Regions from separate parts of the Homo sapiens genome. Here region 1 is linked to region 2. A link is an interaction called in ENCODE POLR2A ChIA-PET data of the cell type or tissue named here. Cell type or tissue: PC-3. All regions are shown on one strand. Each heading gives the region's core, and the rest is flanking DNA. Links, peaks and the distances in the headings are about the cores only. Region 1 overlaps SLC16A9 (solute carrier family 16 member 9). Region 2 has its middle 30 kb from the start of LINC01553.

Evidence for each region. Peaks named below come from ENCODE experiments on the same cell type or tissue, not always from the same donor. Only the 100,000 strongest peaks of a DNase experiment are listed, where the experiment ranks them.
Region 1: POLR2A ChIA-PET joins it to region 2 with 10 read pairs; 2 of 35 experiments call an interaction of 5 or more read pairs at or near these places.

The regions. Positions count from the first base shown.
Region 1 is chr10:59,685,101-59,696,118 of GRCh38, forward strand. The region is part of intron 1 of SLC16A9 (solute carrier family 16 member 9); the gene reads right to left. Among named protein-coding and RNA genes, the nearest start is that of SLC16A9, 19 kb to the right of the region's middle. In PC-3, for the core only: no CTCF peak of the experiment used is centred there; a DNase peak (open chromatin) is centred at 3,971; H3K4me3 peaks cover 1,080 bases; H3K27ac peaks cover 2,733 bases.
Region 2 is chr10:59,987,027-59,995,026 of GRCh38, forward strand. No RefSeq gene overlaps it. Among named protein-coding and RNA genes, the nearest start is that of LINC01553, 30 kb to the left of the region's middle. In PC-3, for the core only: no CTCF peak of the experiment used is centred there; DNase peaks (open chromatin) are centred at 4,845 and 7,135; H3K4me3 peaks cover 1,552 bases; H3K27ac peaks cover 2,559 bases.

The sequences.
Region 1 (11,018 bases), core at 1-8,000, 300 kb before region 2:
AATATTTTCAATGTCTCTCTTTTTCATAAAAAAGTAGTATATTATACATTACATTCCCCACCTTCCTTTGTCCACATAACATCCTGAGAGATTTTTCCCTATCAATACATAGACAGCATCCTTAGTCATTTTTATAAGTACATAGGATGTATACATATGGCTGTATGCTTGCTTATTTATTTACTCACTGAATAGGCAAAAACACTTGCATGGTTCATAATGAAAAAAAGACAAAAGATAAACAGTCCCCTGTCTACCTATTTCCCATCTAAGCCTTATCTCCTCCACAGGTAACCAATGCATCTTGTTTCTTGTATAGCCTTCTAAAGTTTCTTTATGCATACACTGGCAAACTCAAGTATAGATTTCCCTTATTTTTTACACACAAAAAAATAGCATATTATATACATTGGTATGTGCCTTGTTCTCTTTCACTTGACAAATATCTGGAAGATCTTCCACATCAATGCATACTGACCTTCCTTATTCATTTCTTACTTCTGCACTGTATTCCAGTATGGGACTTTATCTTAGTTTGTTCGACCAGTCCCTGTGGCTTTAATGGAAAACAATGTGCAGTGAAAAACCTTACATATTCATATATCTTTTTGCTTATAGGCATATTTGTTAGGTAAAATCCAAAAGAGGAATTGCTGAGTCAAAAGGAATATACATTTGTAATTGTAATTTCAGAAAATATTGAAAAAGCTGAGTTGGGAGGATCATTGAGGCCAGGTATTACCAAATTAAGTTCAAGAGCATTGAGCTAATTCATATTGTCTCCAGGATTTTGAATGTGTTGTGAAACTTTTGGATTTTTGCAAATTTCTTGGTTTTAAAATAGCATTTCATCATAGTTTCAACTTGCATTTCTTTCTTTTTTTTTTTTTTTTTTGAGATGGAGTTTTGCTCTGTCGCCCAGGCTGGAGTGCAGTGGCGCAATCTCGGCTCACTCAACTTGCATTTCTTACAGTATAAATGTCGTGTACCGTTTTGGAGATGAAAAGCCAGCTGAAATTCCTAATTCTTAGGTGTATATGGATATTCTATTCTGTTCCATTGGTCTGTCTATTCACACATCATTACCACATTTGTTTCATCACAGAATCTTTTTTATAAAAGTCCTTTTACCATATTTTAATCTCTAATGGGGCTTTTTCTGTCTTTATAATTACACTCCTTTTGAAATATTTTGTAGCTATTCATGTTTTCTGTTCTATATGAACTTCAGAATCAGCCTGTCTGGTTCAAAAAGAAATCAGATGATGCTTTCATTAGGACTGAGTTAAATTTAAAAATTGATGTAAGGAGAATTGACCTTTTATGATGTCAACTCATTCTAAGAACATAATATGTTTTGCATTTGTTCAAGTCTCCATCTATGTTCTTAGTGTTTAAAATGTTCCTCAATATTTCATTGTATTGTATTTTTATAGATTTTATCCTCGCTGCTAATATTGTAATTGGGGTCATTTATTTGTCTTCTGTTTGTATGCTTAAAAGCTATTGATGTCTGTATGTTAATTTTACATCCCACTTCCTTACAAAATTCTCCTATTTGTGGTGGATTTTCAGATGATTTTCTTGGGTATATACAATGCACAATGCAATACAGTCATATAGTCACCTACAGTTACAATTTTTTATCTCCTTATATGTCTTAAATTTTTATACTTCCAATTTCCTTTTTTATAAAATCAAATGGTAGATTTATTGGCTGTCTCTGTTACACAATGAGATGAAAACATCTTAATTCAGGACATCCTCCACCTTGCTTTGGTTTCCAGTTGTACTGCAAGACCAGTGTCAGGCACATAGGCTGATTAATCAAAGTTTCGCTCTTGCTGCCCAGGCTGGAGTGCAATGGCACAATCTCGGCCCACAGCAACCTCCGCCTCCTAGGTTCAAGCGATTCTCCTGCCTCAGCCTCCTGAATAGCTGGGATTACAGGCACCACCATGCCCAGCTAATTTTTTGTATTTTTAGTAGAGACGGGGTTTCACCATGTTGGCCAGGCTGGTCTTGAACCCCTGACCTCAGGTGTTTCACCCATCTCAGCCTCCCAAAGTGCCAGGATTACAGGCATGAGCCACCGTGCCTGGCCCCTAATTTCCTTCTTTTGTCTTTGCATTGAACAGTACATACAGAATAATACCAATTAACAAAAGTATACATTTTTGTCTTGTTCTTAACTTTAGTGGGAATGCCCTCAAATACCATGATGTTGCCTCTGGTGCTTTGTTGGATTTCTTTTACGAAGTTAAGAAAGTAATTTGCATTTTTATATTTTTGAGTGTTATTATAAATAATTGTTATTACATTTTATCAATGTATTTCCAGTGTATAGGAAGATGGTCATACAATTTTCCCTTTATAACTCTTAATATGATAAAATATATGTTTTCTACTACTGAAGCATCCATGAATTATTGGATTAAATTTCCTTGGTTCATGCATTGTTTTGACTATGTTAGTCTATTTTGGCGGAGGAATTTTTTACTTCATAGGCAAAATTTGTCTATTTTTGTTTTTGATTTCTACTAGTGTTGGTAACCAAATGGTGTTTACTTTATTTAAAGCTTTGGGCTGGGCACAGTGGCTCATGCCTGTAATGCCAGAACTTCAGGAGGCCAAGGAATGGCTTGAGCCCAGGAGTTCGAGGCCAGCCTGGGCAACATAGTGAAACTCTATCTCTACAAAAAAATACAAAAATTAGACTGGTGTGGTGGTGCAGCTGTAGTCTCAGCTGCTCAAAAGGCTGAGGTGGGAGGATGGCTTGAGTCCAGGAGTTTGAGGTTACAGTGAGCAGTAATTGCACCACTGCACTCCAGTGTGGGTGACACAGTGAGACCCTGTCTCAACAACAACAAAAAAAAAAAAAGGAAAGAAAAGAAAAGAAAAATTTTCCTTCTTTTCCTAAACAGCTTACATGGCAATGGATTTGGAGATCCAAGGCTTAACCTTCAGGTCCCCAGCAGGGCCTCCCACTTAACCTGTACCTTCCATGTCTCTTCACTATGCCAGGTTTACTGTCAGGTGCAACAGAGTCTTTGCCCACGGATTCTGCCAAACCATGCACTTGGCTGTGGTTTCAACAGATAATCTCTGAAGACAGTAGGAATATCAATTATCCATTCACACACAGCCTAATTAGATGACAAGGCATTTGGCTACCTTCAGAGAGTCATAGCTACACCCATCATTTGCCTGGGCTTCCATGGATTTATTTCTTCACTTTGATTTCAGAGCACTGGGCAGAACTCATGTCACCACGTGCATAAGTCTTTACACAAATTAACTTTCAACATTTAATGATCAAAAACAGAGAGATGTTACAATTAGTGAACAAAACTGTAGGTATAAAATCTAGACACTCAAACCATATGATTGTGTTAACAGAATTATCCAAACTTCCAAATCAGAAACTTTTGTAGTAATCAAATATGTCCCTCCATTGGAAATTTGCTCTCTCTGGTACCTACTCTATTGTAAAAGTAAACAATGCAATTCTGATCTTTCTAATGACAATTTAGTACTTTACAATTTCTGTCCAGAATCCTCTTTAAAGAAAATATTGTCTGAACTCCTCAAACTAGATAGGATATGATAGAAATAGCCAAACATCTAAAGAGACTAAGAGGTTGTGTGAAGACAAATGCATACGAGATTGTCCTTCATTCAAATGCTCCAATCACAGCACTTCAGGAAAAGTACACATTTATAGAGACAAAGCACCAGAATCATGAATAAAGCCAGTATTCCTGGGAGGTTGCGGGCAATGGGGGAGGATGAAGAGAATTATCTCCCTTACCAGTTTTCAAACCTAAGTAGACAAAAATGCCTTTCTACACCACACACCTCCGCCCTCCCTTGCATTGCCATGCCCTGCCTTCGGTGACATTTCAGGATGTAGGACAAGAGCCAAAGAAATTCTCACAGTAAATATTTAAGAGAGCAAACCTTGGAAATACAAAGTTCCCATGCACATCAACTCTGACTAGAAAGGCAAGTTTTTATAGCGATGACTAACAGCTTCTGATCTGTCATCATCTCAGAGTTTAAGATACATGTAGTGTCAATAGAACACAGTTAAAACTACCATTGAGTGATTTCCTGTATTCTGTCACTCTAGTACCCTCCTCCCGTGGCTTCCTCTATTCCCTAGGTGCCTCTCACCAGCTGTTTTTCTGATATTCTGTACTGCGTAAGGTGATTTTATGAATAGGCTAGCCTTCATTTCTCCTTTTTTGTAATGGTGCTCAACTTCCTTTTTGAGGATGTAGATCAGTCCTATGGCTAGAGGGCTTGTGGGACTGTTAATTAAGTTTCCTTGACCTTGAGCAATAAAGGGCATCTAACCCAAGAGAAGCCAGTAGGCTTTCAGGACTCTGAATCTTGATTGAAATGCCTGAATCTTGAGTGAAATGCTATATAAGGAAAGGAAAATCTGCGGAGTTTATGGATCCCCATGAAAGTGCACTGAAGAGACCTCTGTCAGTCCTACTACGTTGACCTCCTAGAGATACCGAAGCCTGGTTTCTCCAACCTTCCACGTTTGTGAGCTAACCCAGTAAATTATTTTGTTAAGTTATCGGTACTCATTTCTTTACCTGCAGCTGAATAAATATATTGTGAGTATGCAGTAATTTCAAGTTGATTATTTTAACCATCCATACCCCACTTGGTTCCATTTGGGACAAAGGTAAAGCTGAGGAATATTGTTGATGACCATAGAATATAAGAAATATAGATGTGCCATATCTATTTTTATGAAAATTTCTTATTATCCTCCCTTCTTCATATCTTATGATCTAATATGATACATTCCCTTATTTGGCACTCTTTTTCATAAAAATTCCAAATTAACTAAAACTTCCACTAAGCCCATTTATCCTAATGTTTATAGAAATGCAGCAAGATAAAAGTGGTCTTAAAAATTAGCTGGGTGTGGTGGCATGCACCTGTGGTCCCAGCTACTTGGGAGGCTGAGGCAGGAAGATAGCTTGAGCTGAGGAGGTGAGCCATAACAGTGAGCCATGATTATGCCACTGTTCTCCACCCTGGGCAACAGATCAAGATGCTGTCTCAAAAAGAAAAAAAAGAAGAAAGTGGTCTTTATTCAAAATGTTCTTGATCACTTACATTTAAGTTATATTGCACTAGCTACTAAGGGAGACCAGAAGGCATATAAGGTATGGTCCCTGACCTCAGGAACTCTTTTAACTCACTTAGGAAGGTAAGATATGTGTACATGGGAAGGTGTGTCCACGTGGAAAGGTATGTGCAAAAGAGTACGTACACGATTGGGTGCCATACAAGTGGATGGATATTAAATGTTTAGGAGTCGAAGGAAATGAAAGCACTCAAGATGGGAGCAGGAGTGGAAGGGCCTCATAAAGTAGGTTAGTTGTGAAGAACAATGAAGGGATTCATAGAAGGGCGGCCAAGGCAAGAGGAATAACATGAACATACATGTGTAATCAGGATAGGCCCGATAGGTTTGGTGGAGTTGGAGAGGGCAGTTCTTACAGGGCTCACAGAGCAAAACAAGATTAGAAAAATGGTACTCTCCATGTAAATTCAAGAAAAATGTGTTTCAAGAAGTCTGTGTTTATAACCACAAGAAATAATTGTTTCTACATATTGTAGAATTAATCATTTATATTATCTAAGTGGTGGAATTTTTTTTCCAAAAAAAAAAGGCCAGGCAGGGTGGCTCACACCTATAATCTCAGCACTCTGGGAGGCCGAAGTGGGTGGATCACCTGAGGTCAGGAGTTCCAGACCAGCCTGGCCAACATGGCAAAACCCCGTCTCTACTAAAAAATACAAAAATTATCTGGGCATGGTGGCACGCGCCTGTAATCCCAGCTACTCAGGAGGCTGAGGCTGGAGAATCGCTTGAACCCGGGAGGCAGAGGTTGCAGTGAGCTGAGATCACGCCACTGCACTCCAGCCTAGGTGACAGAGCAAGACTCCATCTCTAAATAAATAAGTAAGTAAATAAATGAATGAAACAAGATCTGTAAGTATCAGAAGGCACTATGTTATTTAGATTTATGATCCATGCATACATTCAACGTTTTGGAGTCTTATTCAAATGTATGAAAATGTGTTTCTAAGAAATAGATATTGTACTACATTCTAGTAAACTATTTGAGAATTTGGAATCTCCTTCAACCAGAGTGTTAACAAACCAGGACTCTGAGTGACCAGACACCTTATAAAACTCAAAATTAGAAACCATTTTGAGAGATCATTTGAAGAACACTAATTTAGGGGCAGTTTTTTTATACTACAGGGTTTAAAGAAGTTTCACAGAATTAATTTGAATTTGAACTTGAACTTGTAAGCATCTTTCTTAACTTTAACTTAAAAAAATTAAATACAGTACATGTATTATGAGCCTCCCTTGGAGGAGAGAGAAGAGCATGAAATAATATTAACCATAAGAAGATATCACTATTCAACAAAATTAGATTATCATTAGTAGAAAGGATAGTATATCTCCTAAAGCCAGAACCTGTTTTGTTTAAGGGGAAAGGAGAGTTGGCAAGTTCTAATCCCTTCCTTCGGGAAACGAAAAAGACTATTGATGAAAGACTACATTTCATTCACAATAAAGCTTTAAGTTCCAGCACCTTCGATTATGTTTAGTTCTGCTCAAATAATGCCAATCCTTTGTTTCTTCAACTCTTTACATTGGCTGAAAATTTCTGCTCTGGATATAGGCTGTCAGAACTGCAGGTGTGACATTTAAGAACACTGAGTATTTCTATCCCTGAAATGTATACATATGCACTATACTAATTTTTGCCAAATACAAAGTGATTTACAAGTATTTAATCTTATTTTCAGCTGACAGTTTCCTGTTGCCTTTGCTCCCTTCCCCAAAATTATCTTTCCCTAATAACCCCCATTTGAGCATTGTCTATAAACATCTCCTTAAAGATTCATAGATAGACTTTTCACTTGAAATATAAAAGGAGGTCAACAGTAGCACATTTTTATTTGAATCTCAATCACTACCGGATTGTCTGGTGCTGAAGCACTTTAAGAGCCTAGAATCCTGTGACTTTATCTTGGGAAAAAAATGGTTGATTCCAGGTTGATTTTGCCTTGATCTAGTTATCTGTGAGGTGAATCAAAAATCTAAATCATGCTGGGTTCCATGACCTTCCTACAGTTACATTTATGACACTTTAAGGCTATAAACCATGGGCGAGGAGGTGGACTGAAACCCTCACATGCTGCTGTGGCAGATGAAAAGGCTGAAGCCACTTTGGAAAAAAGTTTGAGGGGTGGAAATGGGGAATGACTGTTAAAGGGTGCAGGGCTTCTTTGTGGGATGATGAAAACATTTTAAAATTAGATTGTGGTGCAGGTAGCACAACTCTATGAACATGCTAAAAATCACTGAGCTGCACATATTAAATGGATCAGTTTTATCATGTATGAGTTATATACCTCAATAAAGCTGTTAAAATAAAACACTTCAAAAGCTACTGAAAATTATGTTTTAGCTCTGACTCCAATGTAGGTAACAAGTTTTATAAACTAAAAAGCAAACCTGTTCAGCCAGAAGCAGTTGTAATACTGATATCACTCTTTCCCTCAAACAATGACTTTTGTCCCTCCAAACATGTATCATTTATTCTATACCACCTCAGTTTGGGTGAAGGAATCCTGGGAATTGAGAAATAATTAACCAATACCTAAAAACAAACAAAAAAATGTAGGTAAACAAGTCATTCTTTGGGTGTTTTCATGAAATGTAAGCAAAAATGTAGATAACTTTTTGGGAATTCTAAAACAATAGGTACACAAATATATTTAAAACAAACTGAAGCTCCCAATTCAAATACAAATTAATTACATTTCATTTCATGAGACACATAACACAAGTGATCTTATCTCTAGTTCTTGAGTCCGCCTTCTCCATACCACATGTAATATTCTACTTCTACTTTTGCCTTCCCATTTCTTAAGCAATTTCATTTTATACTGTTCAAGGGGTAAAAAGTGCATCTGCGGTCATCAGCTGCAACAGTGTCAACACACTTATAACTGATTTTTATAACAATTTTTAAGTAGGACAGAACTTTAAAGTAAGTCTCCTCTGGGTCAAAGACCTAAACTGTCAAGTAAATCTACTCTCTTTGTTGATTGATGTATTAGCAAATGTCATCATGTTAACACTAACGTAAGTCCTTTAAAAGTTATAGTCACTAGATCAATTTTGTCACTTTCCAATGACGTTTCAAGATGTCAGTGTATCATTTCTCTTCTAAAGTCAAAAAAATATACTTATATATCAACATCAGTTTTTAAGGAAAAGAAAAAGAATCCACCCTGTTGTGCTTCTAAAGTATTAAAACTCTTTGTAAAATCATATTGAGTCATCTTCATTCTGTATGTCTATATATACACACACACACAATTCTATAAGAATTTTCTACGGTTTGAAATAGCTATTCAAGGGGGTGAACTCCAAATAATAATTTTATGTATTATTTATTTATTTATTTATTTATTTTGAGATGGAGTCTCACTCTTTCGCCCAGGCTGGAGTGCAGTGGCGTGATCTCGGCTCACCGTAAGCTCCGCCTCCCAGGTTCACGTCATTCTCCTGCCGCAGCCTCCCAAGTAGCTGGGGCTACAGGCGCCCGCCACCACACCCGGCTAATTTTTTTGTATTTTTAGTAAGACGGAGTTTCACTGTTAGCCAGGATGGTCTTGATCTCCTGACCTCGTGATCCGCCTGCCTCTGCCTCCCAAAGTGCTGGGATTACAGGCGTGAGCCACTGCACCCGGCCTTTTAATTTTACTTATTTATTTATTTATTTATTTATTTTGAGATGGAGTCTCGCTCTGTCGCCCAGGCTGGAGTGCAGTGGCGCTATCTCGGCTCACCACAAGCTCCGCCTCCCGGGTTCAGGCCATTCTCCTGCCTCAGCCTCCGGAGTAGCTGGGACTACAGGCGCCCGCCACCACGCCCGGTAACTTTTTTTTGTATTTTTAGTAGAGACGGGGTTTCACCGTGTAAATCAGGATGGTCTTGATCTCCTGACCTTGTGATCCACCTGCCTCGGCCTCCCAAAGTGCTGGGATTATAGGCGTGAGCCACCACGCCTGGCCTCCAAATAATAATTTTCGTACAACTGTAAATCCAGTTGTGGTGGCCTTGATCAGATTGTCTCAGAAATCAAGATGGGATTAAGCTACTTTCATGTTTCTGACTACTAGCATACTAAATATTGAAAGTAAGAAAAGAAAAAAGAGGATATGAAAATCAAGGTTTCGATTAAATATCTACATCTTAAAAATGAATGCTATTAGCCAGTGATTAATATATATAGAAAATAGTCTATATATTAAGATAGACTATAGATAGAATACATTAAGTATACTAAATATTCAGCCAGGTGCAGTGGCTCATGCCTGTATTCCAGCACTTTGGGAGGCCAAGGTGGGTGGATCACTTGAGGCCAGGAGTTTAAGACCAGCCTGGCCAACATAGTGAAACCCCATCTCTACTAAAAATACAAAAATTAGCCAGCTGTGATGGTGGGTGCCTGTAATCCCAGCTACTTGGGGGCTGAGACAGGAGAATCGCTTAAACCCAGGAGGTGGAGGTTGCAGTGACCTGAGATCGTGCTACTGCGCTCCAACCTGGGTAACAGAGCGAGACTCCATCTCAAATATATATATATATATACACACACACACACACATATATATACACTAAATATTTTTATATATTATATGTGATAAAAACTGATAAACATATATAGATAATGGATCCAAATGCCCATCAACTGATGAATGGATAAAGTATGATATATATCTACACAATGGACTATTATTCAGCAATAAAAAGGGATGGAATGCTTATACATGCAACAACATGAATAACCTTAAAAACCTTAAGCTAAGTGAGAAAATGTAATTGAAAGAGACCACACATTGTATGATTCCACTTATGTGAAATGTCCAGAACAGGCACATCTGTAGAAACAGAAAGTAGATTAGTGGCTGCCTAGGGCTGGGAGGTTTTGGGGTAGGGAGAAATGGGGAGTGACTGCTAATGCATATGAGGTTTCTTCGGGGGTGATGAAAATGCTCTAAAATTGATGGTAGTGATGGTTGTACTACTCTGAATATACTAAAGCCATCAAGGAATTATACACTTTAAATAAGTGAATTATATGTAATTTATAATTTAATAAATCTGTTACCAAAAAAATTAATGTAAACCCTATGTGAATTTGTCAAAACTCATCATACTGTATGCTTATAATTGTTGAATTTTACTGGATGTAGGTTATAACACAACAAATTTACTTTTTAAAAGATGTATGCTATAAACACACAGTTACAATGACCAAATATATGGCCTGACTTAGAAAATTAACAGCAGCTGCATGAGACTTTTCATAAATACGAGCCCCCCCACCTCGTCAATGGCCCTCCTTGCCACCCACATCCACTCTCCCCACCTATACCTACACCCAAATTTCTAACCTAGTAACAGGTTTGTATGAGGAAAATACAATCAGGAAATTATGTATTGCTTATTTCATTGGTTATTATGGCTCCTCAAACAAAGGAGCAACAGAGCAAAGCTTCTCCTCAGGTGCAGGAATGCCTAAATAGCCTGAAAGAGGAATCTGAACAATGAGAAAAAAACATAAATTCAGGGTTTCCGAGGTCAACATCAGTGTCCTTGGGCTGCTTTAGGTACATATGGAGGAAGGAGATAACAGAAAACTATTTTAAGCAAGTTAACAATTTTTTCAATTACTTCCTAGCTTTCCTTTATTCTTTATTCTTAATTTTACCATGAAGATGGGGTAGACAGGAAGAAGGCACATTTCTCTAGCATCTGGTTCCAGAACGATAGGAACTGAGTAATGTTAAGATCAGAGGCGGTGTGACCCTGTCTCTACAAAAGATTTTTAAAGCCCTCTCCCCTCTCCCCTCTCCCCTCTCCCTCTCCGTCTCCCCACGGTCTCCCT
Region 2 (8,000 bases), core at 1-8,000:
ATTTGTATGTCTTCTTCTGAGAAATGTCTGTTCAGATATTTTGCCCATTTTTAATCAGATTATTAGATTTTGTTCCTATAGAGTTGTTTGAGCACCTTATATTCTGGTTATTAATCCTTTGTCAGATGGATAGTTTGCAAATATGTTCTTCCATTCTGTGTGTTGTCTCTTCACTTTGTTGATGATTTCCTTTGCTGTGCAGAAGCTTTTTAACTTGATGTGATTCCATTAGTTCATTTTTGCTTTGATTGCCTGTGCTTAAGGGTATTACTCAAGAAATCTTTGCCCAGTCCAATGTCCTGGAGAGTTCCCCTAATGTTTTCCTTTAGTGGCTTCATAGTTTGAGATCTTAGATTTAAGTCTTTAATTCATCTGGATTTGATTTTTGTATATGGTGAGAGATAGGGGACTAGTTTCATTCTTCTATATATGAATATCCAGTTTTCCCAGCACCATTTACTGAAGACTGTCCTTTCCCCAATGTATGTTCTTGGAATCTTTGTAAAAAATAAGTTAAATGTAGATGTATGGATTTGTTTCTGGGTTTCCTATTTTGTTTCATTGGTCTATGTGTCTGTTTATATGCCAGTACCATGCTGTTTTGCTTACTATAGCTCTGTAGTATAATTTGAAGTCGGGTAATGTGATGCCTCCATTTTTGTTCTTTTTGCTAAGGATAACTTTGGCTATTCCAGGTCTATTGTGGTTTTACAAAAGACCATCCTAAAATTTACAAATTTTGGGTTGTTTTTCTATTTCTGTGAAGAATGCCTTTGATATTTTGATAGGGATTACATTGAATCTGTAGATTGCATGGGTAGTATGGACATTTTAATAATATTGATTCCTCCAGTCCATGAACATGGAATATCTTTCCATTTTTTGTGTCCTCTTCCATTTCTTTCACCAGTGTTTTATAATTTTCGTTGTAGAGATGTTTCACTTCTTTGGTTAAATCCTAGGTATTTAATTTTATTTGTAGCTATGGTAAATGGGATTACGTTCTTGATTTTTTTTCAGATTGTTTACTGTTGGCATATAGAAATGCTACAGATTTTTGCATTTGACTTTCGTGTCCTGCAACTTTACTGAATTTATCAGTTCTAATAGTTTTTTGGTGGAGTCTTTACATTTTTCCAAATATAAAATCATGTCATCTGCAAACAAGGATAATTTGACTTCTGCTTTTCTAATTTGGATGCCCTTTATTTCTTTGTCTTATCTGTTTGCTCTAGCTAGGATTTCTAGTACTATGTTGAGTAATGGTGGTGAAAGTGGGCATTTTTGTTGTGTTTCAGATCTGAGAAGGAAGGCTTTTAGTTTTTTTCCCTATTCAGTATAATATTTGCCGTAGGTCTGTCATACATGGCTTCTATTATGTTGAGGCATTTTCCTTCCTTACCCAGTTTTTTGAGGGTTTTTATCATGAGGGATGTTGAATTTTATGAAATGCTTTTTTGGCATTAATTGAAATGATCTTACGGTTTTTGTCCTTTATTCTGTTTATATGGTGTATGATATTGACTGATTTGTGTATGTTGAATCATCCATGTATCACTGGGATAAATCCCACTCGGTCATGATGAATGATCTTTTTAATGTGTTGCTGAATTCTGTTTGCTAGTATTTTGTGGAAGACTTTTTTTTTTATCAATGTTCATCAGATATATTTGCCTATAGTTTTCTTGATGCGTCTTTGTCTGCTTTTGGTACTAGGGTAATACTGGCCTCATAGAATAATTCTGAAACTATTTTTTGAAATAATTTGAGTAGAATTGGTATTGGTTCTTTAAATGTATGATAAAATTAAGCAGTGAAGCCATCAGGCCCCAGGCTTTTCTTTGCTGGGAGACATTTTATTATGAGTTTAGTTGTAATGATCGTTACTTGTAGTGGTCTGTTCAGGGTTTAGATTTCTTCATGGTTCAATCTTTGTAGGTTGTGCATGTCTTGGAATTTATCCATTTCATCTAGATTTTCTAATTTATTGGCACATAGTTGCTCATAGAAGCCTCTAATGATTCTTTGAATTTCTGCAGTATTGGTTATCATTTCATCTCTGATTTTATATATTTGGATCTTCTCTTTTTATCTTAGTCTGGCTAAAGGTTTGTCCATTTTGTTTATCTTTTCAAAAAACCAACTTTTCATTTCATTTATCTTTTATATTGTTTTCTTCATTTCAGCTTCATTTATTTCTGTTCTGATCTTTATTATATTTTTTCTTCTACTAGCTTTGGGGTTGCTTTTCCAGTTCTCTAAGATGTCTCATTAGGTTGTGCATTTGAAGTTTTTCTTTTTTGATGTAGTCCCTTATAGCTGTAAACTTTCCTCTTAGTACAGTTTTGTTGTGTCCCATAGGTTTTGGTATGCTGTATTTCCATTATCTTTTCCTTCAAGAAATGTTTCTATTTCCTTCTTAATCTCTTCATTCACCCACTGGTCATTCAAGAGCATATTGTCTAATTATCATGTGTTTGTAAAGTTTCCAAAATTCTTCTTGTTATTGATTTCTAGTTTTATTTCATTGTGGTCAGAGAAGATACCTGAAATTGAATTTTTTTTGAATGTTTTGTCTCCTGTTTTAATTGGCTTTCCTCCGGGGAGGGGAAGGCTTTGCTATGGAGTACTCCAGCTTTGTCATCCATCTTAGAGACCCCAAAGAATAAAGGCTGCCCTTTCTCATTGTCCATATGTAATACATCAGAGGAGAACTCTGGCTAGATTTGAGATATGCCTTTCCTTAAGTGTGTCACTTATTGACAAGGGGCATGAAACATCATGATTAGCCAGGTCTGGGTCACAGGCCCATTCCACTTTTCCTGGAGATGAGTTGCTATCCTTGTCAGCCCCAGTACAACCATCTGACATGGTGGACTGGCAGCTTCCTAAAGGAAGAAGGTGTTCTTACCAGCAGAGAGGGGAAGGGATGTGTATTAAGTATCTAAGCCAGAAAAAGCTAAAGCAAATAAGCCAAATAAGAGAAGGAAAGGGAATACACCAAGATGGAATATCAGGTAGAACAGAGAGCGGGGATCCAGGCAAGCACTTGGCAATCACCTGTTGCAGCATCTGGACCCTTTTAAATATCAGTTGTCTTCCCCCTGGGAAACGTGGAGGAAGGCTTGATTTCTTTTTTTTCATAACCATATTTTGGTCAAGAGAAAGACTTTCAAGTGGAAAGTTCCAGTGGTATGGTCCTAGTTGAAAATCTTATCGTGGGTTTTGTCCACTCTATCTATGGATTGAGGTTTGTATAATGTCATTGCACTCATATGTTTGAAGATAATTTTTGGAAAACACAAACTTATGGAGTTCAGTTTGGCAGTCATGATAAACATTTTAATAGGCTTACTCATTGATGTAACAGTTTTACTTCTGAGAATTTACCTAACCAAAACGTTTTGTACAAATGTGTAAAGACATGCACAAGTATGTTTATTGCTTCATTGTTGTAAGATTGAAAAATTAATGGCACTAAGAGTTTGCCAATAGAAAACTGATTCATTTGTACAATAAACTACTAGACAGCCTTGAAAAAGGTGAAGTAACCATATATATATTAATGTGGAAAGGGTTCCAATATAAATTAAATAGAAAATAACAGGGCACTAGGTATAGTATATCCTTTGTGTGTATGTGAAAGTTATAGGTGTTTGCGTGTAGGATTGTGGGTATGAGTATATATGCCTTTTGTGGATAATGCCTGAAAGTATGCATAGCTGCCTTTAGGGGAGTGATATTTGGCTGGGGTGGGAATGAGAGGTGTTTTTTCCTAGTATGTTCCTGTATTGTTTTAATTTTTTAATGATCATGCATTATTTTAATAATATAAAAGGGTTTTAAAAATTGTGTTCAGTCAAATTTCAGAAGTGATAATAACTGCTTAAACATTCTTCGGAAAGATTTATTCTTTAAAAAAATCATTTTATGTATAGATACAGTGCCTGACTTGAAATTAGAAAAAAATACCTCTTTTACAGTTCATACCCACTCAGAGGTAAAAAAAAAAAAAAAAAAAAAAAAAAAGCCACTGGCTTGGGCAGATTTTTCTTTCAAGCTTTTAGTTCTCATAGTTTCCCCTAAGTAGCTTTGTATGACTGGTTTAGATGTAGCCCCCAAAGTGGTTATTTTGTCTATTTGATAAAATTCCAAATCCATTATTTCCCCTCTCTGTTGCACTAGGTTTTCATTACAAAACCTCCTTATGCTGCCAGCACTGAAGGGGCTGTTGATACTCAGGGCTACTGTGTTGTATAACTACCAGGTGTGCCTCACCTGTTATATCACATATGCAAATGATAGCTGGAGTTTGTGTACCTGGTGCCTGTGAATTGTATTTACAAGTGAATGTTTCTTGCTAAGGATGCTGTGCCTTGGATGCTGACTGCCAGTTGTGGTTAATAATATCAGAGCCATCTTTCTGTCTCTGATAAAAATACTGATACTAAGAATCTCCCCTTAGTGAAAAGTTAGCCCAGAAGTCATTGTGTATTATTGTAAAAACTCCCACTAGAAGTAGTTGTCTTAAAAAAAAAAAAAAAAAAAAAAAAGAGGGTTTTGCTAACCAGTGTCCTCTATGATTATAGAATTTCAGACAATGGAACAGAGCTCAGTGAACAAACTCGAGATAAGCTGGGGAAGACAAGCTATTTTACTTGTTTCGATTTCTTCCCTTTCTTTTATTCTGAACGCCCAGCTCCTGTAAAACCTTCCGTTTTCCTCCCCTCCCTACCTTGAGTGGTTCCCATGGCAACAGCAGTCTGGTGGGGTGGAGCAGTAGTGTGTGTCTGGGTCATTTGTAAGTTGAGTGTTTATGAGGTAGGAACTGTCTGTACTGCATTAGTCATTTGTATCTCAACATTAAAGTAGGTTGGCTCTCTTCTAATGAGGAAGTATCTGTTCTTTTAATATTCTGGCAAGCTTATGCATTCTCTTCCTCATACAAGTCATAGAGACAAATGTGTCACAGGATTTTGATCCCCAGGAGGTATATGGAGTGAAAGGAAACTTTGTGGATGAAAAAGAGGAACAGATGGGAATGGCAAGAATAGAAAACAGGAAAGAGTTTTCAATCTCTGTGAGAATGGTGGTAATTCCACAATGATTCAATCATATAGAGTAAACTATCACAAGTGAGCACTATCCACCCTCAGTCAGATTTTGCTTGAAAGTACAAATATTTGGTGGCTGTCCTTCCTAAAAGTTCTTCCCAGCAGGCTGTTAATGGGCCTTGACATCTTCATTAGCTGGTATTCCTTGAGGTTAAGACACTGACTGTTTTTGAAAAGGCAAAAGTGTGAGGGTGGAGGTCACATTTACATTTATTTTTATGCCTCCTGTGCCAGCTCCAGTGCCCTATAAATACTGAGTAAATGACCTGGCCAATATTATCACTAAGAATAGTTTACATTCTGTATTTTTAGCAGATTAATTCTAGTTATTTAATCATTCATTCAGCACATGTTTCCTAATGATGAAGATAATAAAGATAACTTTTGGCAGGGTGTGGTGGCTCACACCTGTAATCCCAGCACTTTGGGAGGTCGAGGTGGGCGGATCACGAGGTGAGGAGATGGAGACCATCCTGGCTAACATGGTGAAACCCCGTCTCTACTAAAAATACAAAAAATTAGCCAGGTATTGTGGCGCATGCCTGTAATCCCAGCTACTCAGGAGGCTGAGGCAGGAGAATTGCTTGAACCCAGGAGGCGGAGGTTGCAGTGAGTTGAGATTGTGCCACTGCATTCCAGATAGTGCCACTGCACTCCAGCCTGGGTGACGAGCAAGGCTCCATCTCAAAAAATAAAAATAATAAATATAGATAACTTTTATAGTACATGTACTATAAGCTGGGCAATTGTGTGTGCATTATTTCAAGCCTCAAAGCAACCCTATGGTAGGTACTGTTAGTATTACCATTTTACAGGTGAAGAAAAGTAAGCTTAAAGAGGTTAAATTAATTTCCCCATGCAAATGGCTCATAAATGGCAGAGGCAGAACTTGAGTGAGTCTTTCTATTGTGTAAAGTCTGTGCTTTAGGTCCCGTTGCTGTTGAGTGTTGGGAGACAATTTTTCATTGTTATCTTGCATCTTTTTCTTGTAATTTATTTGTTAACTGAGATGTTCTGTGAAGTTTCCTAGAGTTTGGGTTTTGTTGATTGCGTCCTTGAAGTATCATTTAATGTGTTTACTTTTCCTCTGTATTTTCTGTAAATTGGTAGTAGCATTATAGAAGCTTGATCAGATTCTAGTTTGGGTTTTTCTGGGGCAAATCTCCATAAGTGATACTGTGTTTTTCCATTTGCTGAGAGACATGATGTCTGATTGTCTCTCTTTTAATATTAGCAACTATTCATATTGAAATACTGGTTCAGCTACATTTTTGGAGGTTGTAGAATAGTGATTTTCTACTCTATTGATCATATATGTATTGTGTGTGTGTGTGTAAACCTCTTTTTAAATTTTATTTATTTATTTAGACAGGGTCTCACTCTGTCACCCAGGCTGAAGTACAGTGGGGCGATCTCAACTCACTGCAGCCTCCACCTCCTGAGTTCAAGGGATCCTCCCACCTCAGCCTCCTGAGTAGCTGAGACAACAAGTGTGCACCAACATGCCTGGCTAATTTTTTCTTTTTTATTTGTAGAGACAGGGTTTCGCCATGTTTCCCAGGCTGGTCTCGAACGCCTAGACTCAAGCAATCTGCCTGCCTTGGCCTCTCAAAGTGCTGGATTACAGGCATGAGCCACAGTACCCGGCCACAAACCATTTATTCACTAGAATACTTTTATAAAGAGAAACTTTCCCCTTATCTATTATTTGATTACCTAGCAGTACGCTTTCTTTAGGAAAGGACGGATGAATGCTTGATTCTTCCCCTTATAAATTTTCAAAATAATGAAATAGTTCTTAATCATCTTCCATGGTTATCAATTAACTGTTTTTTTATTATGATTATGAATTCACAGATTTAAATACACTTGATATTTTTCAATCCATTGCATTTATTCTTGTTGATGACTAACTCATCTCACTTTGATCTGTCATAGCCTCTTAGGTTCATTCCCTGAGTCATTTGACACACCCTAAGTAGTATGATAATTTCTTTTATCTCATATGGCAAGATGTTCCAGATTAGCTTTTAAAATTTCTTGCACCGACTAGGAATTGTCCATTTCTCCAGAGATCCCTTGTTCTCTTAACTGCAAAATGGTAATTGGAAACTCCTGGCTTTTATATTGATGACTAATTACAGGAAAATAATGTCTCTGATGGGATTCAGCTTATGGGTAGTCTGTTGGTGACCTCTGGCCAGAGTTATGATAGTAGCAGTGAGAATTTAAGAGAAAAGGATGGATAATAAAGAAGGCTCATGTTTCTTGTCCAAAAAGTAGGAAAAATTATTCATACTCCAGTAGGTTATTAGAATTAAATTACAGTTACACTACCTACTAGCTATGTGACCTTGGTCAACTTACTTAAGCTTTCTGTGCCTCCATTTCCCCATCTATGAAATGGTGTAATAATCTGACCTATCATATTTGGACTTGGTGACTACTTGGATAGGGAAGGGGAAAGAATATTTGATGTTTCAAATGAGAAGATTATAATTTTGTTTTCAAGTCATCATTGCTTGAAAACTTATGTAGTCTGCTTAATGTATTACATATATTATTTAATTTAACAGTGAAAGAGAGGGATTATTCCCATTTAAAGATGAAGAAATTGAGGCTCAAAGGAGGGGTCTCTGTGTGTGTGTCTCACTCATTTCTGGGGGGTTTTCTTGCTGCTCTCCCTTCCTTTCTCACACATAGAGTTAAGATATTGATGTGACCATTTTACAGAATAATGAAAATAACAGAGGCTTAATCAGGATTAAAGTTTATTTCCTTCATAATGATAGGCAAATGATCCGGGGATCTTCTGTTTTGCTGTTCCACCTTTCCTGGAGTTTTACCCTAATCCACATGTTTGAAATTGGTTTACCAGCACCCACT